2 separate regions of the Homo sapiens genome follow, and region 1 is linked to region 2. Evidence: read pairs that join two places in POLR2A ChIA-PET (ENCODE). Cell type or tissue: CD4-positive, alpha-beta T cell. All regions are shown on one strand. Each heading gives the region's core, and the rest is flanking DNA. Links, peaks and the distances in the headings are about the cores only. Region 1 overlaps BTN2A2 (butyrophilin subfamily 2 member A2). Region 2 holds the start of H2BC12 (H2B clustered histone 12).

Evidence for each region. ChIA-PET counts read pairs that join two places held together with the same protein. Peaks named below come from ENCODE experiments on the same cell type or tissue, not always from the same donor. Only the 100,000 strongest peaks of a DNase experiment are listed, where the experiment ranks them.
Region 1: POLR2A ChIA-PET joins it to region 2 with 6 read pairs; 3 of 35 experiments call an interaction of 5 or more read pairs at or near these places.

Annotation. Positions count from the first base shown.
Region 1 is chr6:26,391,959-26,406,533 of GRCh38, forward strand. BTN2A2 (butyrophilin subfamily 2 member A2) reads left to right here. Exons shown (of 8, transcript NM_006995.5): 8 at 417-2,916. The coding sequence ends at 1,009. BTN3A1 (butyrophilin subfamily 3 member A1) reads left to right here and starts at 10,317. Exons shown (of 10, transcript NM_007048.6): 1 at 10,317-10,454; 2 at 13,414-13,690; 3 at 13,951-14,298. The coding sequence starts at 13,606. RefSeq lists a silencer at 6,336-6,425 and an enhancer at 10,225-10,284. In CD4-positive, alpha-beta T cell, for the core only: no CTCF peak of the experiment used is centred there; no DNase peak of the experiment used is centred there; H3K4me3 peaks cover 672 bases; H3K27ac peaks cover 931 bases.
Region 2 is chr6:27,145,441-27,162,631 of GRCh38, forward strand. H2BC12 (H2B clustered histone 12) reads right to left here and starts at 1,415. Exons shown (of 1, transcript NM_001312653.2): 1 at 921-1,415. The coding sequence starts at 1,358. The coding sequence ends at 978. It overlaps H2AC12 (H2A clustered histone 12), which reads left to right and starts at 1,666. Exons shown (of 1, transcript NM_080596.3): 1 at 1,666-2,122. The coding sequence starts at 1,689. The coding sequence ends at 2,075. It overlaps MIR3143 (microRNA 3143), which reads left to right and starts at 2,186; the gene lies at 2,186-2,248. It overlaps TRH-GTG1-5 (tRNA-His (anticodon GTG) 1-5), which reads left to right and starts at 12,687; the gene lies at 12,687-12,758. It also overlaps TRT-AGT6-1. RefSeq lists enhancers at 313-422, 842-1,758, 1,013-1,472, 1,803-2,052 and silencers at 3,832-3,881, 12,798-12,847. In CD4-positive, alpha-beta T cell, for the core only: no CTCF peak of the experiment used is centred there; a DNase peak (open chromatin) is centred at 9,451; H3K4me3 peaks cover 1,166 bases; H3K27ac peaks cover 1,198 bases.

The sequences.
Region 1 (14,575 bases), core at 2,174-10,173, 760 kb before region 2:
AGGTATGTGGGGGAACAATAGGAGATAAAGCTTCTGTGATGGTTTAAGCCAAGTTGGAAAGTTTCTAACTAAAGAAAGTCCCAGAGATCATATATCTTGAATAGAAAAGGGATCAGATCTTAGAATGCTGAGAAAAACTGGGAACCATTAATTTTGGCTCATTTCCTAAACTCTCTGGATTTCATAGAGCCACAATTCTTCTCAACCTGGGGGCACTGCTTCTGTCTCTGGAGAGATAGAAGTGCAGCTTCCGTAATTCTCAGGGTATGAGCTGCCTGGGATCAGGGGACCTTCATGGAAACGGCCACTACATGGGGAACCCCCTTCAGCTTTCTGAGACTTCTCTGGGGACCAGGAACCACACAATCCCCAGGGTTCCTGAGACCCCAGGCATAAACCTGAGACTTCCTCTGCAGCTGATGTGGTCCTGGATCCAGACACCGCTCATCCCGAGCTCTTCCTGTCAGAGGACCGGAGAAGTGTGAGGCGGGGCCCCTACAGGCAGAGAGTGCCTGACAACCCAGAGAGATTCGACAGTCAGCCTTGTGTCCTGGGATGGGAGAGCTTCGCCTCAGGGAAACATTACTGGGAGGTGGAGGTGGAAAACGTGATGGTGTGGACTGTGGGGGTCTGCAGACACAGTGTTGAGAGGAAAGGGGAGGTCCTGCTGATTCCTCAGAATGGCTTCTGGACCCTGGAGATGTTTGGAAACCAATACCGGGCCCTGTCCTCCCCTGAGAGGATTCTCCCTTTGAAGGAGTCCCTTTGCCGGGTGGGCGTCTTCCTGGACTATGAAGCTGGAGATGTCTCCTTCTACAACATGAGGGACAGATCGCACATCTACACATGTCCCCGTTCAGCCTTTACTGTGCCTGTGAGGCCCTTCTTCAGGTTAGGGTCTGATGACAGCCCCATCTTCATCTGCCCTGCACTCACAGGAGCCAGTGGGGTCATGGTGCCTGAAGAGGGCCTGAAACTTCACAGAGTGGGGACCCACCAGAGCCTATAGAATCAATTCCTTGGACTCACAGCCATGCAGATAAGCCCTGGCCATCTCAGCAGCCACCGCACAACCCCCCTAATGAAAGACACGCCCTCCTCCCCTCTGGTCACGTAAGAGAACATCTTCCAGCTGCCTTTTTCACACCCACTCCAGCCCTCTGCCCCAGTTTTCTCCTCCTCACTAGTCTGTGGCTTTAGTAGTTCCTTTGCTTGTAATTATGGGATGGGATCCAGGCATAGGGAACTAGTTGTTTCATAGCTCCCAGTCAAAAAGAAAGTGAGAGAAGCTGTTGGGCAGCGAACCTACTGTTTAAAATCAGGATAACCACATTAAGCCCAATATGCCAGTTGGCACCAGATGCTGTGGACTTGGAATGAGGCCAACAGGGTTCACCAGGATGAGAGAGGAGAGAGGAATCCACAGGACCACCAGAAGGGAGAGGGAACCAGATATGCAGATCAGAGATAGAGGAAGTGGAACCAGAGAGCTGGGAGGGACCAAGGTTGTAAGGATGGCTAAGTCCCACCATAAGAGCTAAAGGGTCCTGGGAGATGATGGCTCATTTCCACCCAACCCCAGGATTTCCACAGCACACACCCACAGGCCTGGACCTGGGATGAAGATGAATGAAGAACATGGACTCATGTGGATGTGGTTTGGCTCAGATGTCCCTGCAATAAACAAGGGGTCAGTACTTAGTCCCTGAGTGTGGTTGAGGTTTGAGGTCCTGGTCGAGCAGGGCAGTACTGGACCAGGTCTACGTCAGCATTCAGGTTCAATGGGGACACCAGTGGCTTCAAACTTCCTGATCTAATTATGTTTTTAGACACTTAGAAGTTATTGAGGACTTTAAAGAGCTTTTGTTTATTTGGGTTAATATTTATGACATTTGACATTGAAACAAAAATTTAAAATGTTATCTTTTAATTTATGTTAAAATAGCATTAATAAATCAGTTATAGGTTAATGTAGATAGGATGTTTTGTGAAAAAGCAATCTATTGTGTCCAAATAAAAAAACAAAAAGTGTGACACTGGTTAACTTTTTCCAGATCTCATGTCTGGCTTAATAAGAGATATTTGTATTATCATATCTGCCTTTGTATTAAACCTATTGGTATATCATAGGTCATGTTAGCTCAAAAAAACTTTACTGCACACTACTGAGAGAATGAGATGAAAAACGATTAATGTTTCATTATTATTATTGTGAAAATATTATTAACACTGGGGACTCCTTAAGAGTACATCAGAGTTCTCTCTAGGAATCCCAAAACCACATTTTGAAACTAGAATAGTGGATCCTGGAAGTTAATCCATGTGCTGGTTAATTTTAGATGTCAACCTGACTGGATTAAGGAATACCTAGACAGCTGGTACAACATTATTTCTGGGTGTGTCTGTGAGTGTGTTTCCAGAAGAGATTGGCAAGTGAGTCAGTGGGAAATTCTCTCCTTCTGTTGGCTGGGTGCCCAATACAACAAAAAGGCAGAGGAAAGGCAAATTCTTCTCTCCTCTGGAGCTGAGACACTCTTCTTCTTCTGCCCTTGGACATCAGAACTCCTGGCTCTCCGGCCTTTGAACTTCAGGACTTGTACCAGGAGGCCCTGGGTTCTCAGGCCTTTGGCTTTGGACTGAGAGTTACACAATCAGCTTCCCTGGTTCTGAGGCTTTCAGACTTAAACTGAGCCATGCTACCAGCATCCCAGGGTCTCCAGCCTACAGATGAGCTGTTGTGCGATTTCTTAGCCTCCATAATCACATGAGCCAATCTCCTTAATAAATGCCTGCTCATAGATCTGTATCTACATCTATATCTGTATGTGCATCTATATCTATGCCTATATCTATATCTATATCATATTGATTTTGTCTCTCTGGAGAACCCTGACTAATAAAATGAGGCATCTAAAATTCTAGCTTGAATGGTAGTATTTTAGGTTTTAGACAATTCAGTAATCCAGTTGGACTGAAAAAATTTAAGTAATCAAAAATTTTATTACTGCAGTTACAAATAGACACAATATTGAAAGAATCAGGAGTGATTTTTTCAATACCTGATTTGTAAAGATGGAAAGCAAGGTTGTTTGTGTTAATGTGTATGTCTTAGTCTATGTGGGCAGCTATAACAAAAATATCACCAAGACTGAATGGTTTGTAAACAACAGAAATTTATTTCTTGCAATTCTGCAGGCTGGGAAATCTAAGATCAACACCCCAGCATAATGGTGTGTGGTGAGGGCCCATAGACTTGTTCACATGCCAAAGGATAAAGATAGATCTGTAGGGTCTCTTTTGGAAGGACACTAATGACATTCATTAGGGCTCCCTCAACCTCAGAGAGAAAATAGAAGGAGGAGATTCCAAACTTCCTGCTGCTGCCCTGACCTGCTCCTGCCCCTCCTCATCTATTTTCTCTGATTTAAGAAGCAGGTATCCTTTCCCCTGTGTCAGGCTAATTCTCCATCCACACCCTGGACTCTCACTCTCCAGTTTCCCTTAGGACTTCTGTGTTCAGTTCATTCATTCATTCAACAAAAATCAATGAGTACTAACTACATGCCAATCAGTGTTCTTGGTACTGGGGGCAGAGAAGTGCACAAAGTGTAAAGTCCCATTCCTTATCATTGTAGAAGACAGAAAACAAAATAAGTAGTAACAGATATGGTGTGTTGGATGATGATAACTGCTCAGGAGATAAATAAATCAGGGGAAGGAATATAGGAAATCACAATTTCTAAAAGAGTGGTAATGAGCAATGGGAGTGAGGCACAGAATACCTGGGAGAAAAGCATTCTAAGTTGAGAGAACAGCAGTGCCAGAGCACAGAGGCAGAAGCACTGTGGTTTGTGTGAAGAACAGCAATGAGGCTGGGGTGGGCAGAGCACACAGGGTGATCAGGAGATTAGGAGGTGACAAGGCCAGAGGGGGTTGAGGGCCAGATCATATATGGCCTTGAAAGTCATCATGCTGACCTGGGCTTTACCTCTCAGAGGGGAGCCACAGGAAGGTTAAAGCAGAAAAAGGACTGGACTTACTTACATTTTAAGAAGTTACTTCACATGCTAGACTGAGATGGGCTGTGGGTAGGGGTGGTGGATGGAGGCCTGAAGACCCAGCTGGGAGCTACTGCAGTGATCCAGGGGAAAGATGCAGATGACTTGTACCAGGGAGGAGCCATGAAAATGTTATGATGCTGGATTTATTTTCAAGACAGAGTAAAAAGGCTTTGCTGATAAACTTACAGGTGGGGTATGAAAAAGGAGGGCATCAAGGGTGACCACAAGGTTTTGGTCCTAAGAAATGGTACAAATGGAGTTGCCACTTACTGAGATGAGGAAACTGAGGGAGAAGCAGGTTTTGGAGGCCAGGGGAGGAGCCAGCATAGAATCCAAGGTCAGTTTTGGATACGTTCAGGTTGAGGAGCTTACTAGAGATCCCCGTGGAGATGCAGAGTAGGCAGGTCAGTAATAAATGTGTAGTCCAGGCAACGGGTCAGGGCTGGAAACACAAGTTTTTCTCTTTATCTTCTTTATCTGCATGTTTGTTGTCATGCCTGTTTCACTTTAATGCATTAGTGATCTATTGCTGCATAACAAATTACCACAAACTTAGTGGTTTAAAACAGCACACATTTATCATTTCAGTTTCTGTGGGTCAGAAGTCCAGGCAGAACTTAGTGAGCTCCTCTGCTCAGAACTTCACAGAGCAAAAGTCAAGGTGTTGGCCAGGCTGTAGCCTCATCTAGAGTCTCGACTGTGGGAGAGTCCTCTTTTCAGATCACTCAGGTTGTTAACAGAGTTCATTTCTTTACAGTTGTAGGACTGAGGGCCCCAACTCCTTGCAGGCTGAAGCTGGAGGTTGCTCTCAGCTCCTACAGGCCTCCTCAGCTCCCTGCTGTGTGGATCCCCATGATGACTACTTTCCTCTTCATAGCCAACTAGGAAGACAGAGCCTCTAGAGTGGGTCAGCTAGCAAGAGAGAGTCTTACACTACATAGTGTAGTCATGGAAGGGACATCCCATCAGTTTTACCATATTTTATTGGTTAGCAGCAAGCCACAGGTTCAGCTCACACTCAGGGAAAGTACAGGCTGCAAACTGCAAGAGGAGTAATCATAAGGGGTCCACTCCAGACTCTATCGGCTACATCATATAAGAAGCTCAATGTTCTCCCATTGTAACTGCCCTGCTTCCTCTTTCCCTGGGCAATACAAACATGCTAACCTCTCTCTAGGTCTCTACTTTCATACAAGCAAAGTCTCAGAAAGAGAACACATACATGGCCATCAGGGACTGTCTGCCATCATGATGGCCACTGCTGTACCACACCATAAACATTGTTTGTTTTTTTCTTTCTTTCTTTCTTTCTTTTTTTTTTGAGATAGACTCTTGCTCTGTTGTCCAGGCTGGAGTGCAGCAGCATGATGTCGGCTCACTGCAACTTCTGCCTCCTAGATTCAAGCAATTCCCCTGACTCAGCCTCCCAAGTAGCTGGGATTACAGGCCTGTGCCACCATGCCCAGCTAATTTTTGTACTTTTAGTAAAGCGGGGTTTCACCACGTTGGCCTGACTGGTCTCTAACTCCTGACCTTAGGTGAACTGCCCGCCTCAGCCTCCTAAAGTGCTACATTACAGGCAAGAGCCACTACTCTCAGCCCATAAGCATTGTTTCTATCAGTTACTAATGGTTTCCCAACCATTAAATCCGTTACACATTTCTATTTTCCCCTCCCACCCCCGTGCTTTCCTTTTTAGAGAGACAGGATCTTGCTCTGTCACACAGGCTAGAGTTCAGTGGTGTGATCATCGCTGACTGCTGCCTTGATCTCCTGGGCTCAAGCGATCCTCCTGCCTTAGCCTCCCACAGTGCTGGGATTATAGCTGTGAGACACTGGGCCTCGCTTGTCATTATACACTTCTGTCCTTCCTTTATGGACAACACTGAGTTCTTCATAGACCTGCCTGAGTAGGTGTTCCTGCCTATGTGGCGTCTGCCTCATCAATCCCCAGGGCCCTCTTCTTGGCCTTTCCCTGCTCCTAGGGAGATCTTTCTCAGAATTCTTGCTTCACTTGCTCCAGAACTGCTGATATTCCTTAGGCTTTCGTCTTGGCCTCTCTTTTCACACCACATATGCTCTTGTGGGGTCCAATCCGTTTTCAAAGCTCTATCCCATAAGCAGACTCCCACCAGCACTTGCATTTCTGTCTCCAGCCCCACGCATTCCCTGAATGCCCACTAGACATCTCACAATGAGTGTGTCCAAAACTAAATTCCCATCAACCCTGCCTACCCATCATTAACTGAATGAGTGACACCACCTAAGAGTCATTTCAGCCTTCTCATGCTCTCTTTTACCTACCACTTCTGACTGATAGCCAGGCCCTGCTATTTATACTTCCTTTCAATAGTCTAGCTCAGTGGTTTCATCACAGACTCTGGAGTGAGACAGCCTGGACTCAAAGCCCAGCTTAGAAAGAAACTACTCATGTGGCCTTGGGGAGTTATTTAACCTCTCTGGACCTCAGATTTTATATCTATTAAATGTGCGAAATAAGGTTTCTACCTCTTAGGGTTGTCATGAGTCGTATTAATACATGTAAATCTCTTAGCACAATACCAGCATGGTAGCAGGTTCTATGTAAGTATTTCCTAGTATTAAAGTTAGTAATCAATAAAGTCTCCTATCCCCCATTGCCAAGCCACCATAATTTCTTGCCTAGACTGTCACAGTAGCTTCCTTCCTGGTCTCCCTATCTCCTAACATCTGGCCCACCGGATGAGGATGGGATATATTGTGCAACCCCAGCAGACATCATCCCATAGAATACAATGTAAATGGCACCTCCTTCCTCCCATCTTCCCTGCACCTACCTCACTTCTATTTTAAACATACACATTTCCTCATGTCAAACTTTTCAGATATTTTCCCTTCACCTTCCCACTAAAACTCCAACTCCACAGCAGACATCTGTTGATGTTGTCTCCAGGGGAAGTGGATTTAGGACTCATCAATGCAGGGATCAGAATTGAGCCTTTCAGAATGGAAGACAATGAAATTCATTGAGGGTTACTACTTGCAGGGCCTGTGCTAACTGCTCCTTAAATAACTTATGGAACAGATCTCATTTCTGCCCTACAGATGAATAAACAGAGACCTTGAGTAATTAGTTAACCGGCTTTGGGTTCCAGGGCTAATGAGTTGTGAATGAGAACAGATGAACATAGAAAAAAAAAATCTCGAGACAGTAGATAGTAAGGCAGTGTGCCTTGGATGTGCTGACAGATATCTAGATACAGCATAAAGAAAATGTGTGTTCATGAGAGTTCTTAATGGCAACAAGAGGTAGCATGATATCCATGAGAAATGGACATTTGTTGATGAGACTAACTAAACAAAGGAGACGGATTTCTGGGCATTTTTCAACACCTATTGCATGCAGGACACTGCACTAGGTCTTGTAAAAGACAAAGAGAAGATAGCATCAAGGGCCTAGGTCTTGAAGGAGGGCTGAGTACACTTTCACTAAGTGTACATTCTTGTGACATTTTTTTTTGATACACTGTTGTAAGCAAACTGCATGCATTATCTCATTCCATCCTCACAACAGCAACCCAAGAAGTCAAGTACTATCACTGTCCTTATTTTACAGATAGGGAAACTGGGCACAGAGATGTTAGGTAACTGGCTCAAGGTCACGCAGGCCACCTAGCTTGAGAATTAGTGCTCTTATCCACTCCATTATGCAACTTCTACTCACTAATTTTGAACTTCAGTGCCTGAGAACTACTAGATGATAGGTTCTCAATAAAAATTTGTTGAATCACTGAATTCATTTCTGCCCCATTTCACATCCATTTCTTTCCCAAGATTTCTTTCCCAGAGTTCTGTGTGAAGGACTGCATGAGAAATGGAGCAAGGGGCCTGATACTTTGGAAACTACAAACTTGAGAGATATGAATTATTGGGCCCAGAAACTCCTAATCTGAAGCTTAGCACCTCAGCTGCTTCTTTGTGTCAAAGTGATTTGGATCCTTCAGGCAAGGGTGGGTGATCACTCTTACTGATATAATTTCAAGCAACACAGCTTCTGATAGACTATGAATTTAAAAATAAGCAAATGAGGTGCAGTAGCTCACGCCTGAAATCCCAGCACTTTGGGAGGCCGACGTGGGCAGATCACCTGAGGTCAGGAGTTTGAGACTAGCCTGGGCAACATGGCAAAACCCCATCTACTAAAAATACAAAAATTAGCTGGGTGTGGTGGCAGGTGCCTGTGATCCCGGCTACTCGGGAGGCTGAGGTAGGAGAATTGCTTGAAACTGTGAGGTGGAGGTTGCAGTGAGCCGACAGCATGCCACTGCACTCTAGTCTGGGAGACACAGCGAGACTCCATCTCAAAAAAAAAAAAAAGAGAAAGAAAAGAAGCAAATGAACAAATAAATAAGGATGATGGATGGATAGGGAATGAATAGTGATATGGATTATAATAAAGTAAGAAAGTTTAGTAAAATATTAACTCTATCAATACAATTTACATGGTAGGTAATTGGTATTCACTGAAAATTCTTTCACCTTTGCTTTATGTTTTAGAAGTTTTATGACAAACTGCTGGGGAGGAAAAAGGGAGAGGGAAAAATTTTGTACTTCTGCTGATAACAGAGACCAGAAATACCACTGGCTTAAACAAAACAAGGGTTTTCTTGTTTTTTTTGTTTTGTTTTGTTTTGTTTTCATGTAAAATCAATTCAGGTGGTTGCAGTCCAGGGCTGATCTGGCACCTCAGAGGTGTCATTCATGCCCCAGACTGCTTCTGACTTCATTCTCTGCTGTCTCTGCATGTGGCTTCCAATGTCAAGGTTGCCTCATGGTCCCAGGAGGGCCGCTGCACCTCCAGGTCAAAAGCCTACATCGCAGGCAAGAGGAAGAGGAAGTACAGAGAGTGTACCCTCACACTCCCAGCTCTTTTGGCCCCTCCTTTGAAGGATCTCTTGGAGAAGCATAAGCCCACAGCTGTCACCTACAAAACACTGGTTCCAACTTTGTCCCTTGGTCTCTGCTATCTACCAGATGGAAAAGAACGTTGTAGTACCTAAGAAAATTAGGCCTTATCACCAAGAAGAAAGGGGGAATGCATGATGCAGAAGGGACCAGCCATCTCAATCAGATACTACACAGTCTAAATTCAAACATTTACAATATAATTAAATTGCATCAGCCCCAGTCACATCTTAGCCTTAGGAACTTCGATCATTGACTTGCAATCCCAGAAAGTCTGTTTTGAGGTCCTAGGCCACAGGAAGAACCAATTTGTTTTATAGACATCTTACAGAGACAGCATTCACAGTTTATCTAGAGTCTGGCCTCAGAGAATATGTACTCCACTGGCAGCAGGAGAAACAAATACACAGGAAAATACAGTGTAGCACAGAACAGGAGCTGAGGGTGAATGGAGATGCTCAGAAACACCTGCACTAAAAATTTGCTGAAAAAGGTAAAACGTGTCAAGCAGCACTGCCTCTGGAAGCCAGAAAAATTACATTTTTTGATAACAGATCCTAAGCCTGGATGCTGGAGGTGCTTAAAAATGTGCATTGTGGGCCGGGTGCAGTGGCTTAAGCCTGTAATCCTAGCACTTTGGGATCTGAGGAGGGAGGATCACTTGAGCTCAGGAGTTTGAGACCAGCCTGGCCAATATGGCAAAACCCTGTCTCTACTAAAAATACAAAAAGTAGCCGGGCATGGGGCGAGCACCTGTAATCCCAGTTATTCAGGAGCTGAGGCAGGAAAATCACTTGAACCTGGGAGGCGAAGGTTGCAGTGAGCCAAGATCCTGCAACTGCACTCCAACCTGGGTGACAGAGTGAAACTCCGTTTCAAAAAAAAAGTGCATTGTGTCTGGTTTTCTTTCCATTCATACGTTTATTTGACTCTGTAGTAAAATCTCCTCCTCCTCCATGTACCCATATTCATGCAAGCAAATGTTAGCAAACTGCCACAGTAGCATTTTAATTAGTGCTCATCTTTCTCTCTTCACCACATTAAAATCTTTTCCCATTGTGTTCTGCTGATATTTCTATTATGATAAAAGACTTAAGACAAGTGACTATATAGAAATACGTATATACACACAAGAATGAAAGAGATAAACAGTAAGGGAGGTAGGGCAGGAATTTTTCTTCAACGTGTACAATTCAATGTACTTTCAGTTTTCATTTCAGCCTTCCTCAGTGGTTTCTGCCCAGCAACTGATGAGAAACATCACCTCTGAGCCAATCAAAAAACTTATTCTTCCAAAGAGAGATTGTTATTATTCCTCACGATGACCCGACAGTCTCTGCTTTCTTTTTCCTTTCTTCCAGAAGGAGATTTAACCATAGTAGAAAGAATGGAGAACTATTAACTGCCTTTCTTCTGTGGGCTGTGATTTTCAGAGGGGAATGCTAAGAGGTGAGTGGGGGAAGTCGATTAGAGCCTGGTTCACAATGCCTGGGAGGACAGGGGCTGAATCGCTGAGAGTGGTGAGTGGGCATGCAGGGAGAGTACTCACCCAGAGAAAGGGGTGTGTGCCTGAGGGGGTGCGCACGCACACATGTGGACACATGGAAAGGGGAGAAGTAGTGCAAAGAATAAAGACCTGCAGAGTTTGGGATTTGGTGAAGAAATAGTCTAATTGCATGTTCTTAAGAACGTATTGTAGTCAGAAAAGGGCAAACAATCTTTAAAATCTGTTCTGGACAACTCAAGGCATCTATTCTAAGAGATTCTAAAAAGAGGTGTCCTTTATAGATTCATATGTAAATTTGTTCATTACAGAAGTATTAAAAATGTAGAAAAACCTGAACCAGCATACATATACAACAGGCGGGGGATAGACAAACAATGCATGGTTCAATCATAAAAGAGATTTCCATGCAGCCTTTAGGAATCGTGTTTTTAATGAAGGGCAATTATTTATAATTTTAGCAATGTTAGATCCATACATTAAACCTTGTTTTAAAATCTTTTAGGAACAGTATGTGTTTTTCCTTTTATTCATCATTTCCCCCAAACCTAACGAATGCTATCCAATGGATACAATCTATTTCATTGTATGAATATACAATTTTTTTGTTTGTTTTGAGATGCAGTCTTGCTCTATCACCCAGGCTGGAGTGCAGTGGCATGTTCTCGGCTTACTGCAGCCTCTGCTTCCTGGGTTCCAGTGATTCTCCTGCCTCAGTCTCCTGGGTAGCTGAGATTACAGGTGCACGCCACCACACCCAGCTAGTTTTTGTATTTTTAGTAGATTCGGAGTTTCGCCATATTGTCTAGGCTGGTCTCAAACTCCTGACCTCAGGTGATCTGCCCACCTCAGCCTCCCAAAGAGCTGGGATTACAGGCGTGAGCCACCACACCCAGCCTTTAAAATTATTTTTAAACACTTCCCTAGTTTGGACTATTTCTCTTTTCTGCATTTGGCTATTGTAGATTTTACTGTATTGAGCAGCCTAAAACATAAATTTTTGTCTTAGTTCCTGATTTTCTTTTTTCTGCAACACTAATTCCTACAAGTGGAACATTTGGGTCAAAGCACACACCTTTTTTTTTTCTTTTAATAGCCATTCCTTAGCAAAGCATATAACTTTTTTTAAGGCCCTTTATATATATATGGTCAAAATACTTCCAGAAATATTTACCTTTTCACTACCAAAGTATATGACTACTACTATAGATATTTTATTTTATTTATTGATTGATTTGTAGAGATGGGGTTTCATTATGTTGACCAGGCTGGTCTTGAATTCCTGGGCTCCAGGGATCCTCCCATCTCAACTTCCCAAATTGCAAGGATTACAGGCATGAACCACTACTTAAACTTGTATTCCTTTATGCTTTTTTTCATTTGCAATATTGACTATAATCAGGAAAAAAAATATATCCTTTATGAAGAAGAAAAACTTATGTCTCATTCTAAGGACAGCAGAGAAATTGTTAACTCAGGGAAAATGATAATAAAAATGATACCCCCTCTATAGCAACATAAAGAGCAGTTTCGAGGAGCAAAAGATGTGGTGAAATGCATTGTTTACTCTGGGTGGGTGCAAGATCCAGGCAGGGGTGAAGCATGGCCGGCTGCACAGATCTCTGTTCTCTTGTTTCCTTTACATCCCTCCCCACCTCCCTCTGCAGATCTTGTTCTCAGAGGCCATTCCCAGACCCACAGCAAGAGGGATTATGGCTGCAGGCCTCATGCTCCTTTGTTTTGGAAGAAACTGTTGAGGAGTTAGTATTTACTGAGCAGCTAATATGTTCCCGTCACTATTGTAACTCATAATAATTATTGTTAAGTAATACACGAAAAGTTTTAAATTTAAAGCATTCCAATATTTTAAAAGTAAAGGGAACAAAAGGCCAAGTGTCCCTTCACTCACTAACCTCTGATCTTCAGATTAGCATGCGTCTTTTTTGAGTTTTTCAGGCATTTACATAAATAGTTATGCAGAAATGGATAGCTTTGCTTCTGTTCTTCAATTGAATCTTTAGTATAGTTGTGCAAGGTGTTTTTTGATCACTTAGTGTGTCTCCGTTATCTAGGTTCATGACAACAAATCAACTCTTTTTACCTGCTGCATTGAATTCCCTCCGAGGGATGAGCCGTCATTCCTCTAAGCAGTCTCCTGATGGGTGGCTGGTTCAGTTGGTTACCATTTTTATACTTTAAAAATAGTGCTGCAGTGTCATTCTCACAGAGGCTTCTGTCTGCACCCATGCAAGTACTTTGCTCGACTTGACATCAGGAAGTGGAACTGCTGGGCCAACTGTGCAATTCTAAATTTCACACTTCATGATATTGTATAAGTAAATAAAGTTGCAATGGTTTTGTCCCATGTCTGAGACCAAAGAGCTTGTGAATCTTAGAGCCTTTACTTATTGCTTACCCTCTTTGTGTCCCTAACCCTTATATCATGGGCCTGGCCCCTTGTGGGTGCTTGGTAAATATTTGTTGAATGACTTTATGAAGGGAAGAAAGAAAAGGTAAGTAAGGCCTGGTCTTATTTGCAGCTCTGTGATCACTAGCCTTGGATTAAATGTGGTGGGTTCAGCCCCTGACTGACTTCAGGTCCCCCACCAAGCAGTCTTCCTTAATCCTACCAGGAGTCCACTAGGCCATGAGTTGACCATGGTGATGGCCAAGAGTTGGGGCTTTGAGGAGTCCACAGTGTGGGACACCCACAGCGGTCGACCCCGGTGGAACCAGGGAGCCCAGTGAAGAGTGTCCTGCATGAATCAGAGGGGGATTGTGGTGGGTTGGACTTGGCAGGGGAAGTTTGGGGAAGTCATAGGATTCTGAATATTGTTAAACAGTACAGTGAGGATTTTCTGATCGAATAACAGATGTGCATTTCACATAGACATGTTTTTACAGGTGATTTTCAATGTTGGGACTCAAAGGTGAAGACACTGAAGGACAGAATTTTTGGCAGAGGAAAGATCTTCTTCGGTCACCATACTTGAGTTAGCTCTAGGGAAGTGGAGGTTTCCATTTGGAATTCTATAGCTTCTTCCAGGTCATAGTGTCTGCCCCCCACCTTCCAGTATCTCCTGATATGCAGCATGAATGAAAATGGCAAGTTTCCTGGCCTTCCTTCTGCTCAACTTTCGTGTCTGCCTCCTTTTGCTTCAGCTGCTCATGCCTCACTCAGGTAGGGAACAATTCCACGCTTGTTTCTGAAGCAGACAATTACCTAATTATGTCCTCATAGGACTTTTGACTCCTTCCCAAACCTGAAGTCCATCCCGATCTGAAGGTTCACCCGTCACTAAGAGACAAATGGTGCTTCTGTTAAGATCAGTTTCCCCCACCAGTTTCTTTGTATCTCGCCTTCCCTGTCTGAGAAGCACCCTTCCTCTCATGACCCCAACTCCAAAACCCTCTGACAGATCCTCCCCCTTGTGCCTACAGCTCAGTTTTCTGTGCTTGGACCCTCTGGGCCCATCCTGGCCATGGTGGGTGAAGACGCTGATCTGCCCTGTCACCTGTTCCCGACCATGAGTGCAGAGACCATGGAGCTGAAGTGGGTGAGTTCCAGCCTAAGGCAGGTGGTGAACGTGTATGCAGATGGAAAGGAAGTGGAAGACAGGCAGAGTGCACCGTATCGAGGGAGAACTTCGATTCTGCGGGATGGCATCACTGCAGGGAAGGCTGCTCTCCGAATACACAACGTCACAGCCTCTGACAGTGGAAAGTACTTGTGTTATTTCCAAGATGGTGACTTCTATGAAAAAGCCCTGGTGGAGCTGAAGGTTGCAGGTGAGCCTCCAGGTTTTGTTCTGAGAACATTTCTCTGTAGGATCTAGAGCAGATGCAGAGTCCCTCTTGCAAAAGCACTGCAGACACTCCTGGCTGCTCACTAGCAATTGCCTGCACTGCCTCCCAACTTAGCTTCTCTGAGGCCCTTGAGTAAGACACAGGTTTTCCTTTAGGAAGAATTCCTGCTGTACCCTACATGCTCAAGTAAAGAACTCCTTTCCTCTGGCCACCAGAGATATAAGGGAAGTGAAGGACAAGGGATAGAAAGCATAAGAAA
Region 2 (17,191 bases), core at 4,555-12,554:
AAAAAGTTTCACACTGCTCATCACCGGCATAGTCATTCTAGCCTCTAATCACACAATAAAACCCACCACCTAATTCTAACCCACCACCTAACACTTAGCTCAAACCCTGTGCTGCTGGGGAAGTTCCCTTCTCCTCTACTCCAACTTCTTGCTTCGGGGCGGACTGTCTCTAGTCTGTCTGTTGTCTCCCCTCTGAATCTACTTGCTTTTCATTTTCCTTTTCTATAAGCTTTCTTGTCAAAAGGAAAAATTACTGATTGGACCAATTGACGCTGAACATGCCTTAAAAACTAGTAAACTATTCCAAAAATCTCCGTGATGATTTCATGTTCCGTTTCTTCACTCCTGAGAAAAGCTGTGCTCCTCCCCTTACCCTTGCAGACTATCCTGCCTGGTGGTCTGGCATCTTCCCGATGTCCCGTGGGCTGCAGAGATGGAATCAGGGGGTGAGGGGGAAGCAAAGCAAGGCAGAGCTGGGTACAGCCTAGAAGAGGTTAAATAAGGTAACTGCTCGAGCGAAAGCCATACGTACTGGAACGCCATCGGGAACCAAATTTACTAATATATAAACTCACGTTAGAACGCCATTACATGGTGGAAAGTACACGTGACACAATAGGCTTTCAACAAGTTCTAACAGGAAGTCACAGCACTCGACACAACGGAAGTATCCATTTTCGCGCCAAGAGCCAGGAAGCACTTTCTGTTAACACAAGTTTCCTGCACATCCCTAATTTTTTAGGCGCCATATTCCTCACTCAGTACTAACAAAGTGTATGTGGCTTCTCCTTAGCCAGACTCGATTACAAGCACTGCATGCATTACTCAGTGTGATAAGATCATGATAATCCCTTTAAAAAGATCGCCCGAATTTAAGCCTGGATTAGGAACACGTGTTTACAGCTCTAATATCGATAATTTAAGTGGCTCTTAAAAGAGCCTTTGGGGTTGGGCTTTAAGACGCTTACTTGGCAAGTTTACTTAGCGCTGGTGTACTTGGTGACGGCCTTGGTGCCCTCGGACACGGCGTGCTTGGCCAACTCCCCGGGCAGCAGCAGGCGCACGGCCGTCTGGATCTCCCTGGAGGTGATGGTCGAGCGCTTGTTGTAATGCGCCAGGCGGGAAGCCTCACCCGCGATGCGTTCGAAGATGTCGTTGACGAAGGAGTTCATGATTCCCATGGCCTTAGAGGAGATGCCGGTGTCGGGGTGGACCTGCTTCAGCACCTTGTACACGTATACGGAGTAGCTCTCCTTGCGGCTGCGCTTGCGCTTCTTGCCGTCCTTCTTCTGCGCCTTAGTCACGGCTTTCTTCGAGCCCTTCTTGGGCGCGGGAGCGGACTTCGCTGGTTCCGGCATGTTGAAGGCGAACTACGAGCCTGAGACGAGCAGCAGATCGAGAAAACGGGAAGTAATGGGAGCAAGGTACCAGGAGTCGTTTTTATATAGGACCTCTCATGCAAATAAGGTGAAGAGTGAAAGTCCTGTATCTGATTGGTGGTTATTAGGGTGACGTCAGAGGTTAGTTATACCCAATCAACCCAATCTGCAAATCCAAAAGACGTACTTCCATTGGTTAAAACTAAGCTACAACCCTAACCAATGACATATCTTCTTTTTCGCGCCCAATAGTGTTTATAAAAGGCGCTGCCTTTCCTCGTTGGCTACTTTCAGTAAGTTGTGACCAGTATGTCTGGACGTGGCAAGCAAGGCGGTAAAGCTCGCGCCAAGGCCAAGACCCGCTCTTCTCGGGCTGGGCTTCAGTTCCCCGTGGGCCGAGTGCACCGCCTGCTCCGCAAGGGTAATTATGCCGAGCGGGTTGGAGCCGGCGCGCCAGTGTACCTGGCTGCGGTGCTGGAGTACCTGACCGCTGAGATCCTGGAGCTGGCTGGCAATGCGGCCCGCGACAACAAGAAGACCCGTATCATCCCGCGTCACCTCCAACTGGCCATCCGCAACGACGAGGAGCTCAACAAGCTGCTGGGCAAAGTCACCATCGCGCAGGGTGGTGTCTTGCCCAATATCCAGGCCGTGCTGCTGCCTAAGAAGACTGAGAGCCACCATAAGGCCAAATAAGGAGCGAGGTTGTGAAAACTGGAAAACAAAGGCTCTTTTCAGAGCCATTCTACACTGTCTTAGAGAAAGCTGGACACAGTCATGTTTGTTTCACTTCATGTTTGCTTCGCTAGATAACATTGTAAAGCGCTTCTTTCGCGGTTGGGCTGGAGCAACTCTTTACAATGTTTCTAAATTAACCCACTGGAAAGCAATGAAGACCCAAAAGTTGTTGTAGGATACTCCGGAGAAGCTTATTCAGCAGGGGTAATAAGTGAAATCAAACGTACAAATCCCTGAAATCTATTTACTAATTCCAGTGGTTTTTTTTTTTTTTTTTTTTTTTTTGAGATGGAGTCTCCAACAGGCTGGAGTGCAGTGGCGCGGCGCGATCTCGGCTCACTGCAACCTCCACCTCCCAGGTTCAAGCGATTCTCCTGTCTCGGCCTCCCGAATAGCTGGGATTACAGGCACACACCACCACGACCGGCTAGTTTTTTTGTATTTTTAGTGGAGACGGGGTTCCACCATGGTGGCCAGGCTGGTCTCGAACTCCTGACCTCAGGTGATCCGCCCGCCTCGGCCTCCCAAAGTGCTGGGATTACAGGCGTGAGCCACAGCGCCCGGCCTCCAGTGTAATAATTCTATTACATTAATAGTGTTGTCAAACAGCCATAAAAATGGGATATACTTGCCATTCTTTAAAGGCAAATTTTGCAATTCTAAGTATTCTTGAAAAGCAAGAAAGGGCAGCCTGATTCTTAAGTGGTCTAACTCTTAAGAGTAACTTTACCCAGGTGATGAAAGTCTAGTGACTCATTTGCATTAGAATTTGATTCCGATGGAAGGAGAATATGGGATGCAGAATTTCCTGAATCCCATATTTGTAAATCCTTAGTCCCATTTCTTTGGAGCAGGTGTATTAATGCACTCTTGTAGTAGCTTAGGATACAACATAGCTTTTTCTGTCTAGCTAATTTGTATTATCAAATTTATTAGATCGGGATTGCTATTGCTTTTGATTGCTTGTCCACATTAATTTACCTACCCTAGGAAGCCCTATGAGTTTCCTTCCTCCGCCCCACCCCCTCTTGATATTACTTGGCCTGCTTTTACTTCATAGCCTCAAGGCTTTCTGGCTATTCCCACAAAATGCCAAACACATTTTCTGTCTTAAGGCCTTTGCACTTTAAATTCCCTCTTCCCCTGATAACTACCTTTCTCACTTTTTTTCAATCTATGTAGGTCTCTGATCAAGTAACACCTATAAAGAGGTCATCTTTGTTTATCTCCTCTCTAAAATGGAGGGCCCCATTACGCTCTCTATGCCTATGGGGATAGGATATATATTAATTGAAATATTACATGTATACATCTTTATTTTTTCTCTACGGAATTCAAGCCACTTAAAAAAGACACCAAAAAATAGTATTAACTTTATGTATTTCACAAAGATTTAAGAGGACATAGTTTGTAATTCAATACACATAGATTTGTTTGCTACTCCCAGTCTTTGCATGCAGAAGCCCAATTGAAAAAGAAATGCAAGAGATGCAGAACGAGAAATTATAATGTAGTGACATATGAGTTCTCGATAAACAGATGCTGAGATGGAGTTTGGGATGCAAAATGTTTATTAGGGCTCAATATCTGTGAAGGGGTGAAGGAAATAGGATTGGGCAAAGGAAAATGTCAAACTATGATACAGGCCAGACAAATGCTCAACCAACCCAGTGGAGAGCTCTGGAGCCAGTATGCCTGTCAAGTTGCCCCCACATTGGGCCAAAGGGGCTCTAGACCACCCTTTTTAACTCCTCTGTGGGTCACTGAATGAGGACTGCCCGGGGAAGGATGCAGCCTTGAGTGGGGAGGAGCTCTGCAGCTGAGGCAAACACTGAGGAAGCTAACAGCTGGTGTCTATCTGCTAACTGTGCTCTCTGCAGTTGGGCTGCAAGCCCTTCCTTGAAGGAGGATCTGGGCAGTGTATTTCCATGTCTATGACATATATTAACATGAATATAAATATCAATGTTAAGTAAGGTCTATGATAGTATCTGTGAGACTGACTTTAGCATGCATAAGTGCATAGCTGGTATTGCTCTTTGACTTTTTTTCTTTTTCTTTTTTTTTTTTTTGAGATGAAGTTTTGCTCTTCTTGCCCAGGCTGGAGTGCAATGGCCTGATCTCGGCTCACTGCAACCTCCACCTCCCAGATTCAAGCGATTCTCCTGCTTCAGCCTCCTGAGTAGCTGGGATTACTGGTGTGTGCCACCACTCCCGGCTAATTTTGTAATTTTAGTAGAGTCAAGGTTTCACCATGTTGGTCAGGCTGGTCTCGAACTCCTGACCTCAGGTGATCTGCCTGCCTTGGCCTCCCAAAGTGCCAGGATTACAGGCATGAGCCTGTAATTACTTTCATCAGGGAATTTAAAGGCCGGGGAGGGGCGGGTCTTTTCTTTTTAGAGAAATAAGAAAATGTACAGACATTCTAAAAATCTTTATTAGTTTGATATACTCCTGTAAGAGCTTTAAATGCCTCAATCATTGCACATGGAAGGTGATAGAAAACAATTATAAAAGAAATGGGAGATTCTTCCACTAACTTTTCCTACCCCAGATTCAGCAAATCTCTTTACTTTTCCTGTACTGAGAAATAATCCAGCTTTGCCCCATACTGAAGAAACTTCAGAATGAATATTTGAGGCTCAAAAGAGAGGAGAGGAAACCTTTAAAAAAACCATGGAATGAGTTTCTGTAGTATGGTGGTTATCACGTTAGTCTCACACGTGAAAGGTCCCTGGTTCGAAACCAGGTGGAAACACATTTTAGGCTGGGTGCGGTGGTTCATGCCTGTAATCCCAACACAAAAACTTAGCCGGGCGTGGTGGCAGCTGCCTATAGTCCCAGCTACTTGGGAGGCTGAGGCAGGAGAATTGCTTGAGCCCGGAAGGCGGAGGTTGCAGTGAGCCGAGATTGTGCCACTGTACTCCAGCCTGGGTGACAGAGTGAGACTCCAGCTCAAAAAAAAAAAAAAAAAAAAAAAAAACACCTATAAGAGATATTTGGTGCCGACCACTTATGGGCTACATATGCAATATGAATGTGCTTATTTATTTCTCACAACCTTTTGAGGTGGGTATTGTTTGGACTCTAATTTGGAAAAGAAAGTGTGGTGTTACTTATCCAATCAGATTCTCAATTAGTAGGAGAAAAAGCTATCAGAATATTATCTACTCAACATGGAACACACACATAACTGCCTTCTCTTAACTATCTGGTCTCATGTGCTTTAGTCTAAGGTATATAGAAACTTGGGTAAGAATTGTTAAAGGGAGATGTTGAAAGGTTCTACCAGAAGAGTATCATGATCATATCTGAATTAATAGATACCAAATGAGAAAGAATAAAACTAGACTTAATTATTCAAACAGTGTTTACAATAGTTTAAAGTGAATAGCTAAAGATTCCTGAAAATGGGAATCACACTTAAAATATATACTTTAAAAAAATATATTTTTAAAACACACACAATTTTTAAAATGCATACATACATGCTTTTCCTCAGTTCCGCCCTTCCCCCTCATCTTCATACCTATTACAGATGGAGTCGTTGTCATGCATTCCTTGTAAGGAATAATTCTGAGAAAATCAAAATAGTAAAGTCACATCTAAAAATATGTGAAGGTTTATACCCCAGAGGAGCTGCATGATTTAAATAATTAACAATGACAAAATATGGGAAATATATGTGATTATGGATAATGAAGGGTGCTTAACTAAAGACGGAATAATATAATTTTATATCAGGCTAACTATTGACATGGCTTCACTTACCTGGGAAGCTAGATTCTATGTGTAATAGTAAACACCTGGGAGGAATAGTGATTGTTTACAAGGCTGACTGGTATCTGGACTCAGAACTGGCCATCAGTAAATCAACTTGAGATCCCAAATATGCCTTGGAATCACACAAAGGAAAACACCAAAAAAAAAAAAAAAAAAAAAAAAAGGAGGTAAAATTGCTGGTGTACGTTGATATTGCTTGACTTATTAAAAGCTAACTTTATTCACAGCAGAATTGCTAACTTTTTTCTATTCACAGCAAAATTGCCATTTTTGAAGAAACCAGTGCATTTTCTAATTTACTTGAAGCTGTAAGATTTAATAAAATTAACGGACTGGAATTAGAAAGTGTATTCAGGGATTGGTCTGTCTGATTCTATCTGGTACTCCTGTAGCTTTGCACTTGCGATTTCCCAAGCCCAGAGTGTTTGTCCTACCAGCCTCTCCTTGGGTAACTCCTATTCATTCTTCAATTTTCATAATATGGCACCTCCTCAATGAGGTATTCTCTTATTCTTAGTTCTCGTTATGCCTTCTGGGTTTACCAGATCAAGTTCTTTTTTTATTTTTTTGAGACGGAGTCTTGCTCGGTAGTCCAGGCTGGAGTGCAGTGGCGCGATCTTCGCTCACTGCAACCTCCGCCTCCTGGGTTCAAGTGATTCTCCTACCTCAGCCTCCCAAGTAGCTGGGATTACAGGCGCGTGCCACCGCTCCCTGCTAGGTTTTTTGTATTTTTTCTACAGATGGGGTTTCACTGTGTTAGCCAGGACAGTCTCAATCTCCTGACCTCGTGATCTGCCGGCCTCAGCCTCCCAAAGTGCTGGGATTAGAGGCGTGATCTTCCGCGCCCAGCCCAGATCAGGTTCTTAAACTCCACATCATCACCGCTTCTCAGCCTTTTGGCTAAGACCAAGTGTTTTCAGCCTTTTGGCTAAGATCATCTGTTCTTATGGGTTTAAACTCCATGTCAATGACTATATTTTGAAAGTAAATATCTTATTTGTATTTTCATTTAATATCTGTAAACACAGCAGCATATAAGCTAAAAGAGGTCAATATGTCAGCCAGTGTCCCATCAGGAGAGATTAGTCCTTCAAATTGGGTACTTTGGGCCTGATGCAGTGACTCATGCCTGTAACCCCAACATTTTGGGAGGCCGAGGCGGGCAGATCACTTGAGGTCCAGAGTTCGAGGCCAGCCTGGCCAACATGGTGAAACCCCGTCTCTACTAAAAATACAAAAAAATTAGCCAGGCGTGGTGGTGGGCACCTGTAATCCCAGCTACTCAGGAGACTGAGGCAGGACCTTGAACCCAGGAGGCGGAGGTTGCAGTGAGCTGAGATTGCACCACTGCACTCCAGCCTGGGTGACAGAGCAAGACTCCGTCTCAAAAAACAAACAAACAACAACAACAACAACAACAACCAATTGGGTGCTTGAAGATTGAAAAAGAAGTGAGCAAGGTGTTAGGAAGCCACAAGAGATAGTGCAGTATTTTGAAGCTAATACCATATATAAGTAATTACCACACCTAGGCCCAAAGGGGCAATGAGAGGAAAGGAAATCTGGAAACAGAAAGAACTCCTTCCTCTCTCTGACATATTTTCACTTTTCATCAGCCAAATTTGACCAGCAGCCAAAGGACAAGGATCAAATTCATGTATAGATCAGCCTCCTAGGGACACAGGATGAAAGAAGGGGACAGTGGGCCGGGCACGGTGGCTCACGCCTGTAATCCCAGCACTTTGGGAGGCCGAGGTGGGCATATCACAAGGTCAGGATATCAAGACCATCCTGGCCAACATGGTGAAACCCCGTCTCTACTAAAAATACAAAAATTAGCTGGGCATGGTGGTGGCCGCCTGTAATCCCAGCTACTTGGGAGGCTGAGGCAGAAGAATCGCTTGAACCTAGGAGGCAGAGGTTGTAGTGAGCCAAGATTGCACCACTGCACTCCAGCCTGGGTGACAGAGCGAGACTCTGTCTCAGAGAAAAAAAAAAAAAAAAAAAAGAAGAGGACAGTGAATCTAGGCTGGCAAAAGTAAATATCTAGCACAGTCCATCCCTTTTGCCCTTTGGCATGTACTATCCTTTTCTCAAGTGAAAAGTCTGCATTGCATTCCAACATGGAATTTGTGAAATCACAGCCAGCTCATGGGGGTGATGCCAGTTTGTTCATAATCCTACTTTAAAACTAAAATGTTAGTCTTCACCTTCCTAGAATGTACTGGGGTAAAAAGTGAGAAGTACTTAGTTAACATAATACAAAGCTGTTATGAACCTTGCTTCTGTAGCTGATCATAAGGCTTAGGTTAGTAATCACAGCTTCCTTCTAAAATTCATTTCTTAGGCCAGGTGTGGTGGCTCATGCCTGTAATCCCAGCACTTTGGGAGGCTAAGGGGAGCAGCTCACTTGAGCCCAGGAGTTTAACATGAGACTGGGCAAAATGGCGAGATTCTGACTCTACACAAAATACAAAAAATTAGCCAGGCATAGTGGTGTATGCCTGTACTCCCAACTATTGGGGAGGCTGAGGTAGGAGAATCACCTGAGCCCGGGAGGTTGAGACTGCAGTGAGCCATGATCATGCCACTACACCCCAGCCTGGGCACCAGCCTGGGCAATGAAATGAGACCCTATCTCAAAAATAAATGAATAAATAAAAATAAAATTCATTTCTTGTTATCCTGACTTCTGTCAGCATGTTGGCTGAATTCTTTACATGGTAGTATAAAATATGCCTTTATTCCTGTGGGATCTGTGTCCTTGTGATCTTTTCTTTATCTCATTGTCACAATTTTTAATTGACCATGGCTTGTGGGCAAAAAACATTTAGAGACTTCTCTGGATTAGTAATGTTTGTTTGTTTGTTTGTTTTTTGTTTTCTTTAACCTCCACTGTACAGCAGACACCAAACTACCTCCTAGAAACTGGAAGCAATCACTCCAAGTAGAGGGACACTTTTCCCTGCATATTGGTTCAGTGGCATGAAAAGACTAAAATGGCCAGAAGCAGTTTTCAGGTTTCAATTGATTTGAAAGGTGACAATGCTCTCTAGTGGAAATATTTATCCACTGGGCACAAAGACACCCATTCCCTCAGAGCTCGATCAAGGTCACAGGGATAGGATACAAAATTGTCTGAATGGATCACTGAGGAATAATGAGAAGTGCCACTCACACCTCTACTTCTTGAGTCCCAGACATGTGCATTCTAGATATGGAGAGATGGCTCTACATATTGGCCACTGTTTTAATACTTATTAATACTATCACATTGGCAATTAACTATCAACATAAGAATTTTGGGGAACACATTCAGACCACAGCAGTTTCTAAGAGGAGGTAGAAATCCAATGTATCAAATAGTGTTGAGAAATCATATAAGTTGAGGACTAACATAGCCATTTCAACTAGTGAAATGTAAAAGATCAGTTTAAGTGGAGTGTTGAAGAAGAAAGCAAGATGAAGGAGTGTAATAAAGAAATGAGATGAAAGAAGATTTGGGTTTGATGACACTTCAAGGAAATATGGCTATAAACTGAAAGACAGTACTATCAATAGCAGAAAGGAAAAGTGAAAGCAAGAGAACAATTCTTTCAGATGAAAGAAATAAAAGCAGCTTTGAATGCTGATGCGAAAGATCCTATAGAGATCAAATAGAATTTTATTTAATAATACAGGAGAAAGAGGAAAATATTGCTGGAACTATGCCCTTGAAAGAAAGAGGGCTTTTAATTATTTCTTACAGAAAATTTAGAAATTCAGAAGTAGAAGAGTGCATGGCATTGGTAAAGGTAGAACTGGTAGGTTCAACTGTGCCAGCCTGTCTCTTATTCTTCCCAGAATCACTGTAGTGAATGTGTCAGATGAAATCTTCAAAATGGCCTTCCAAAATAAGCACAAGGAAAGAGGCCTTTTTCTAGGCCTATGACATCAAAGATACAGCTTTTCCCTCTTTTTATGGAGAAGCACATGCAGATCAACCCAATTTCCAAAAACATCCCAGCAGAAAATGCTGAAAAGCACTTTCATTCACAGCAGCTTTCTAAATGGGGTTGGGGAAGGCCCTAAGCAAAGGAAAAGGAAAGATCTAACTCAAAGAGACTTGAGACAGAGGCAGCTTGCATTTCCTTCTTACTGGCTGCATTTTCTTTGATGGAGCTCATGTCTTTGAGACTGAGAAAGCCCTTAGGTCACTTCCCTGATCAAACAAATTAATGTTAGGGCTGGGTGCGGTGGCTCATGCCTGTAATCCCAGCACTTTGGGTGGCGGAGGTGGGCGGATCATAAGGTCAGGAGATCGAGATCATCCTGTCTGAAACAGTGAAAACCCGTCTCTACTAAAAATACAAAAAATTAGCCAGTCGTGGTGTCACGCGCCTGTAGTCCCAGCTGCTCAAGAGGCTGAGGCAGGAGAATCACTTGAACCCAGGAGGCGGAGGTTGCAGTGAGCCAAGATCGCACCACTGCCCTCCAGCCTGGGCGACAGAGCGAGACTCCATCTCAAAAAATAAAATAAAATAAAATAATAATAATAATAATAATAATAATAATAATAATAACAATGATGCTAGGAAACAGGTAATTCTTCATTCAGTAAACCTATTAGTAATTAGAATACTTTTGTGTAATCCAGACAGAGGAAAGGAGATAAAGAAAATTTTAGGAAATTAAGCACATTATTTTGGCTCTGCTGAGAAGCTTTATTATGGATAGCTGCAGGGGTAATTTTGAACTCCCTTCATTTTTAAATTTATTATTATTATTTTAGAGGGAGGATCTTGCTCTGTAGCCCAGGCTGCAGTGCAGAGGCACAATCATAGCTCACTGCAACCTCAAACTCCTGGATTCAAGTGATCCTCCTGCCTCAGCCTCCCTTGTAATGGGGACTACAGGCATGCACCTCTGTGCCTGGTTAAATTTTTTTATTTTTTTTGTAGAGACAGGGTCTCACTATGTTGCCCAAACTTGATTCAAATTCATGGCCTCAAGCAATACTCCTGTCTTGACCTCCCAACCTTTCTTTAAATTATTACCAATCTTTTCCCATCAAAGGTCAAAAGGCAAGCCTGCTGAACTAGGCCAGATGCTGCTGGGAGAAGTTGCTTTCATAGAGCTTTGGATGGTAGTCTCTGCCCACCCATTCATTCATTCTGCAGCCAAACTATATTGATAAAGAACCTACCAAATGGGGAGCCCTAGTGATAGATTATTGAACAAAATAGATATTCCTCGTCTTGGGGCATATGGAGCGGGAGGATGGAGGCTGACATTAATCAAATAACTCTGGTATTATACATTACAAACTGATATAAGAGCACTAAAGGAAAAGTGAAAAAGAATCAAGTGGCCGGGCATGATGGCTCACGCCTGTAATCCCAGCACTTTGGGAGCCCGAGGCGGGTGGATCACTTGAAGTCAGGAGTTATAGATCAGCCTGGCCAACATGGTGAAACCCCCTCTCTAATAAAAATACAAAAATTAGCCCTGCGTAGTAGCTTACGCCTGTAATCCCAGCTACTCGGGAGGCTGAGGCAGGAGAATCGCTTGAACCCGGGAGGTGGAGGTTGCAATGAGTCGAGATTGTGTCATTGCCCTCCAGCCTGGGCAACAGAGCGAGACTCTGAGAAAAAAAAAAAGAAGAAGAAAGAGAAAGAAAGAAAGAAAAGGAAGGAAGGAAGAAAGAGAATGAGAGAGAGAGAAAGAAAGAAGGAAGGAAAGAAGAAAAGAAAAGAAAGAGAGAGGGAAGGAGGGAGGGAGAGAGGAAGGAAGGAAGGAGGGAAAGAAGGGAGGGAAGGAAAAAAAAAAAACCAAGGAACCATGTGTTGCGTGGAGACGGGAGGTCAAGAAAAGCTTCCTTGATTTGAAAAGCTTTCTTGAGTTGAAGCTGAAGCATTAAACAAATTTAACCAGGTAAAGAGAAGAGGCCGGGCGCGGTGGCTCACTCCTGTAATCCTAGCGCTTTGGGAAGCCGAGAGGGGCGGATCAGTTGAGTTCAGGAGTTTAAGACCAGAATGATTTTACAGAAAGAAAATCATTTGGTATCAAGGGGAAAACACGACCAGGACCTTGACTCTAGAGGCTACGTTCCTAAAACAGCAAGCGGGGCAGGAGGGAAGTCCCACGGAGCTTTGGAGCCACAGGAGAGGCACTTTTATCTCCCTCTTCTGGCAAACTAGGTATGAAAGGGAGAAAGAAATTTCACTCTGAGGTGCGAGCGCCGCCGGACATTTCCTGACGGCTCAGGTGGGCAGGCTGAGTGCGCGAGCGCCTCACTGGCTTCTCATAGGTACCTGGGTCAGGACGAAGCCACATAGTTCCTCGTGATGAGAAACTCACTTCTGGCACCTGTCGAGATGCCAGATTCCATGCCAAGCCCCCGAAGATTCTGACTAGTTTGGCAAAAAATGGGATCTGGCAGGTCCACTTCAAAGCAGCGCCCTCTTCCTTTTGTTGCCAAAGATCTGAGGACCACACTGCTAAACTGAGCAAGAAACATGCGTGGGTTGGAGATAGAAGTGAGAATAATGAGTTTACAAGCACAGTATTACCAACCCCCAAAAACAACCACCACGCTGGGAAAATTCCATATAATGAAACTTAATGTGTTACCTTTGGCTTCTTTGCCATAAGCAAAATATTGGGGACGGGGAGTGGATAAGGAAGTAAACTGGGTAGGTGTGTAAATAAGGACGAAAGACTGCACCATTCTTTAGATGACAAAAACAGACGTTTCTGGGAAATAAGCAAAGGAAGAGCCCCACAAGCAGCGGCCTCTGGTGGCGTGCCGTGATCGTATAGTGGTTAGTACTCTGCGTTGTGGCCGCAGCAACCTCGGTTCGAATCCGAGTCACGGCAGTACCTTGATGTCGCCTCAATTTCTCAACGTACTGAGCAGTACCTTGACGTCGCCTCAATTTTTCAACATACTGGAGTGGAGACAGTCTCGGAAAAACCCTTGCAAAATTGAATTGACTTACGATCTAATCTGTACACAAAAAACACTAGTATTCATCATGGTGCCCCAACCAGTCAGCCAAGCAGAGAGTGTCTACGCTTGTTGCCTTGTCTTTTTTTTCCCCTCTCCAAAGATTCTCTTCCCAACCCTACCCAAGCCCTACAGTCTTGTTGGCATTGGCTGTATGTGAAGAAACTGAGGTAATTTTTTTTTAATGGAAAACTTTTACTTTCAAACACTGGTAGGCATGAGGAAAGGACTGTTCAAAAGGGGATCCAGGTTTGTTGTGGAGATCTTTCTTAAAACACAAAAGACAAATTATTAATCACGCGTTTCTAAGTATCCTAGCTGGACCAATGCTGAAAAACTGTAACCTTTGATCATCTGGAGAAAATTAAAGAAATTTGAGTAATTGAAGGAATTTGGGTGGGGGGGAATAATGGCCCAGAAGAACAGCCCCCATTTCTAGCCCGTTCAGTTTCTAGAATGAGTTCTAAAGAGCCAAGTAGACTGGGTGAGGCGGGAGTGGAGGAGAGCTGATCTGAGATACGGAGGTGGCTGGAAAGAAGTAGTTGGTGCTACCTAGGACCAGTAGGAGGTGGCTGGAGACAGGCAGATCCCCAGAGGCGCTTCCATGAGCCCAGTTCTAGTTAGTAGCACAGCACTCTGAGAACACATTAATGGCACTTCGTCCCTCCTGGCCCTGGTGGAAGGTTAGTATTCAAACAGGTGTGGTGGCTCATGCCTATAATCCCAGCACTTTGGGAGGCCGAGGCGGGCAGATCACCTGAGGTCGGGAGTTCGAGACCAGCATGGCCAACATGGTGAAACCCCGTCTCTACTAAAAATACAAAAATTAGCTTGGCATAGTGGCATAGGCCTGTAGTCCCAGCTATTCGGAAGGCTAAGGCACGAGAATTGCCTGAACCCAGGCAGTGGAAGTTGCAGTAAGCCAAGATCACACCACTGCACTCCAGCCTGAGTGACAGAGTAAGACTCGGTCTCAAAAAAAAAGAATACTCATACTTTTAGCAACTTATCAAAAATTTCAGCAAAAGAGATTTGTTCTTTCCTTCTTGGGGCTAAAATAGCCCCCATTTCTTCTCCAACTGTCCATCCAGCTGACATGGATTCTGAAACTCAGAGATATTGTAATTGAGCTGAGCTGCCTTATACTGTAGGATATCATCTCTCCAACAGGTCAGGTTCTAGGCCTCTTCTCAGTAATTTAATAGCATTTGTAGTGGTTATTCATGTTCACTTGTATCACATTCTACTTCAATTTTCTTTTTAGTCTATTTTATCTTGACTCAGTCTTACAAGAGTGAAGACAGGGATCAAGTATGTATTGACCCTAAAGGATCAGTTCTTGTCAATTATTTTGCCACAAGTGAATGATAAAACTGCTAAAGCAATAAACATTTTGATCTTGCAATTCTCCAGAACACATTTTCTCAGATCTTACTGGCCTGAGTAGCAGAAATCTATGGACTCTGACTCAGAGGCTATCTCTTAGTGAGAGAGCTAGGGTCCTAGATCTATTACAGAATAAAATTGTAGTGACAAGTGAGTAATAGGGCTCAATAAAACCCATGCTGTATGATTTGCTCGAAAAGTAGAGAGCTTGCTTGGCGTGTACCATATGATACTCAGTGCAAAGCACATGTTTATCTTAGAGGTGTGAAGTTCTCTGGTTCACAATAATGTTTTGCAGCTTTGAGTGAGCATTGCTAGAAATCTGGTATAAACAGGGGAATTGTGAGATTAAAAGCTTGCATTTTATGAATGCACTAATATTGGTATGGAAGTATCTTACACAGTCTGCCAACCACATTTTCAGAAAGAAAACTGTTTTACTCTACCTATGGCATTCATGGTCTTGAAATGACTTTTTAATATTTCTATGTTTTATCATTCTCATCTCTCCATGGAAATTAATGAAAGTTACCACCTTCTAAGATTGTTCTAAAGATTTAAGGGTGGTAAATGCATGATGGCACTAGCTCAGTAAGGTACAAACAAACAAACAAAATAATAAAATAAGCCATTTTTGGAGCTAAATAAATAAATATCATTGCTACTTAAGTGGTGGAAGGCCTTCATGCAGTAGTAATATTGCAAAGACTGGTACCAGACTCAGCATCTATTTAACTTGACTACAATCCTGTGCTTCTTTGATGCTGATAAGGTAGTTCTAACAATAATAAGAAGGGTTTTGTCTGTCCTCAGTATTGAGGCTTATTTGAAGATCTGAGCAAGGCTTTTTATAAGGCGGATGTTGGCCAAAATGTTTGCTATGATAGGCCATAAGTTTAGGGAAGACACAGATGTTGTGGGAAAAGGTAGGTTCTAGAAAGAATAGCCCCAAAAGTCAGGGAATCAGGAAAAGAACTTTCCTTCTAATGTCAGCAGAAATCCGGATGAAACACTTTAAGCAGGGGTTTCGTAGTGTTAATTTCTCTCAAGGGTGCAGCAATCTATCTGTAGCCACACCACTCCAGCACCTACTTTATGTTGAAATGTCTGCTTGTATCTTGGAAAGATTTCCAAAAGGAGAAACAAAGGGCTTTTCTTCCAGGGTTTTACACATACCAAGATTTATGAAACACCTGTCAGTGAGAAACAGAAGTCGGGGAATACATAACTAAGCTTCACAAAAAACCTCAGCCAATAAAGCTGAAAAATTGGTATAACCTGGCTTTGTGATTAGCTAGGTAGTGAGTAGAGGTTCATGACCCACAGGAAATAAATCAGAAGCAACACCAGGCTTGGTTAAAAAATAAAAACTCAACCTCAACCTAAGTAATTTCTCATCTTTCCAGGGTCTTGCATTTTGTGGATGCTTAATGAATGCATATGCAAAGCACCAGGCAGTTATTTAAATATTTCAGGATATTGGTTTCATCTGCTTTTCCCCATGCTAAGCTGCATTCAGCTAAACATTCCATGACTCCTTCTGCATTCATTAAACTGACAAAGAACCTGAGATAAAAGGTCATGCAACTCTGTGAGGCCCAAGTGAGAGGTTCCCACAGCATCCTGTGAGGGCTATCACATTGTACTCTACTTTGTTCTCTACTTCTCTGTATCATCCACGCAGTTTTACAATCTATGTGGGTCTAGAAATTGAGTCTATTTTAACCCAGCAGGCAAATGAGCAGAACAAGACTATGACAGAAGCAAAGATATCCATCCAGGAGAACTCCCTGTGTACACCTAACTCATTGTTTCTAACAGCAGATCTCCTGTTGAGACCAAAGCTGTCTTTGAAACAGAGGGTCTCAAGGTGCCTAGTTTGGGTAAGTGGGAAGCAGGGTGACCACAGATCTCCACGACATCACTGTGTCCTCGTCTAGGCTCACTTTCTTGTGCCAGATTAGATAAAATAGAAGGAAGCATAATGGTTTTACTCAATTGCAGTGAATTAGCTCAGAAGGTAGTGTCGTGGGTTCTATAACCCAGCGGTAAAGAGATTGGTTTCCATATCACTTGTGTTTTTGTTTGTTGTTGGATTTTTTTAGTTGGTTAGTTTGTTTTGGGGTGTTTTTTGTTGTTGTTTTATCTCCCTGTAGAACATAAATTCAATAATGGAAGAAAATTTTGCTGTTTTATTCAATGTTCTTTCTCCAATACCTAGAAAAGTACCTGAAATGCAGTAATGACTCAACATTTGTGGACAGAATGAATGCACGAACAGAGAAATAAATTTAAAATATGTTGCGATATCCAATATTTCCTGTAGGGGGAGATAGTCACCATGAAATAGAAATTTCACTCATTTCAATTTGAAATAAATTCTGAAATCTTGCATTGAAGAAAAGTATTTTTTTTAGTGTTGGAATTGCTGCTTTGTTGCTGGTTCAGAAACACAGATGTGCTTTCTTTGTCACAAAATTAAGTACACTTTTGTCAAATTGATACATTTTACAAAAATGTTATAAATACGATATATCTGAACATATGCCCAACAGGGGCCCTGTGGCTTAGCTGGTCAAAGCGCCTGTCTAGTAAACAGGAGATCCTGGGTTCGAATCCCAGCGGGGCCTTACGTGTTCAATTTTATATTTTCAATAGTATGTTGCAAATACATATGTTGAAAATGCATTAAGGAATTTATAGGTTGTGAAATCCGTATTGAGCGATTAGCACAATTATGGAGAGTCCCTTGCAGGTAACTGCATCACAATATGAAAGGGTTGGGATGAAGGGAAAAATTAATAAAGTTTCTGTTGGTAAAAAGCAATGGGTTTGCTGATGACAGGTAAGACTGGGGATATACAAGTTGTACAAAAAAAAAATCTTGTAATACATAGTAGAGAGTAACATTTCAAAT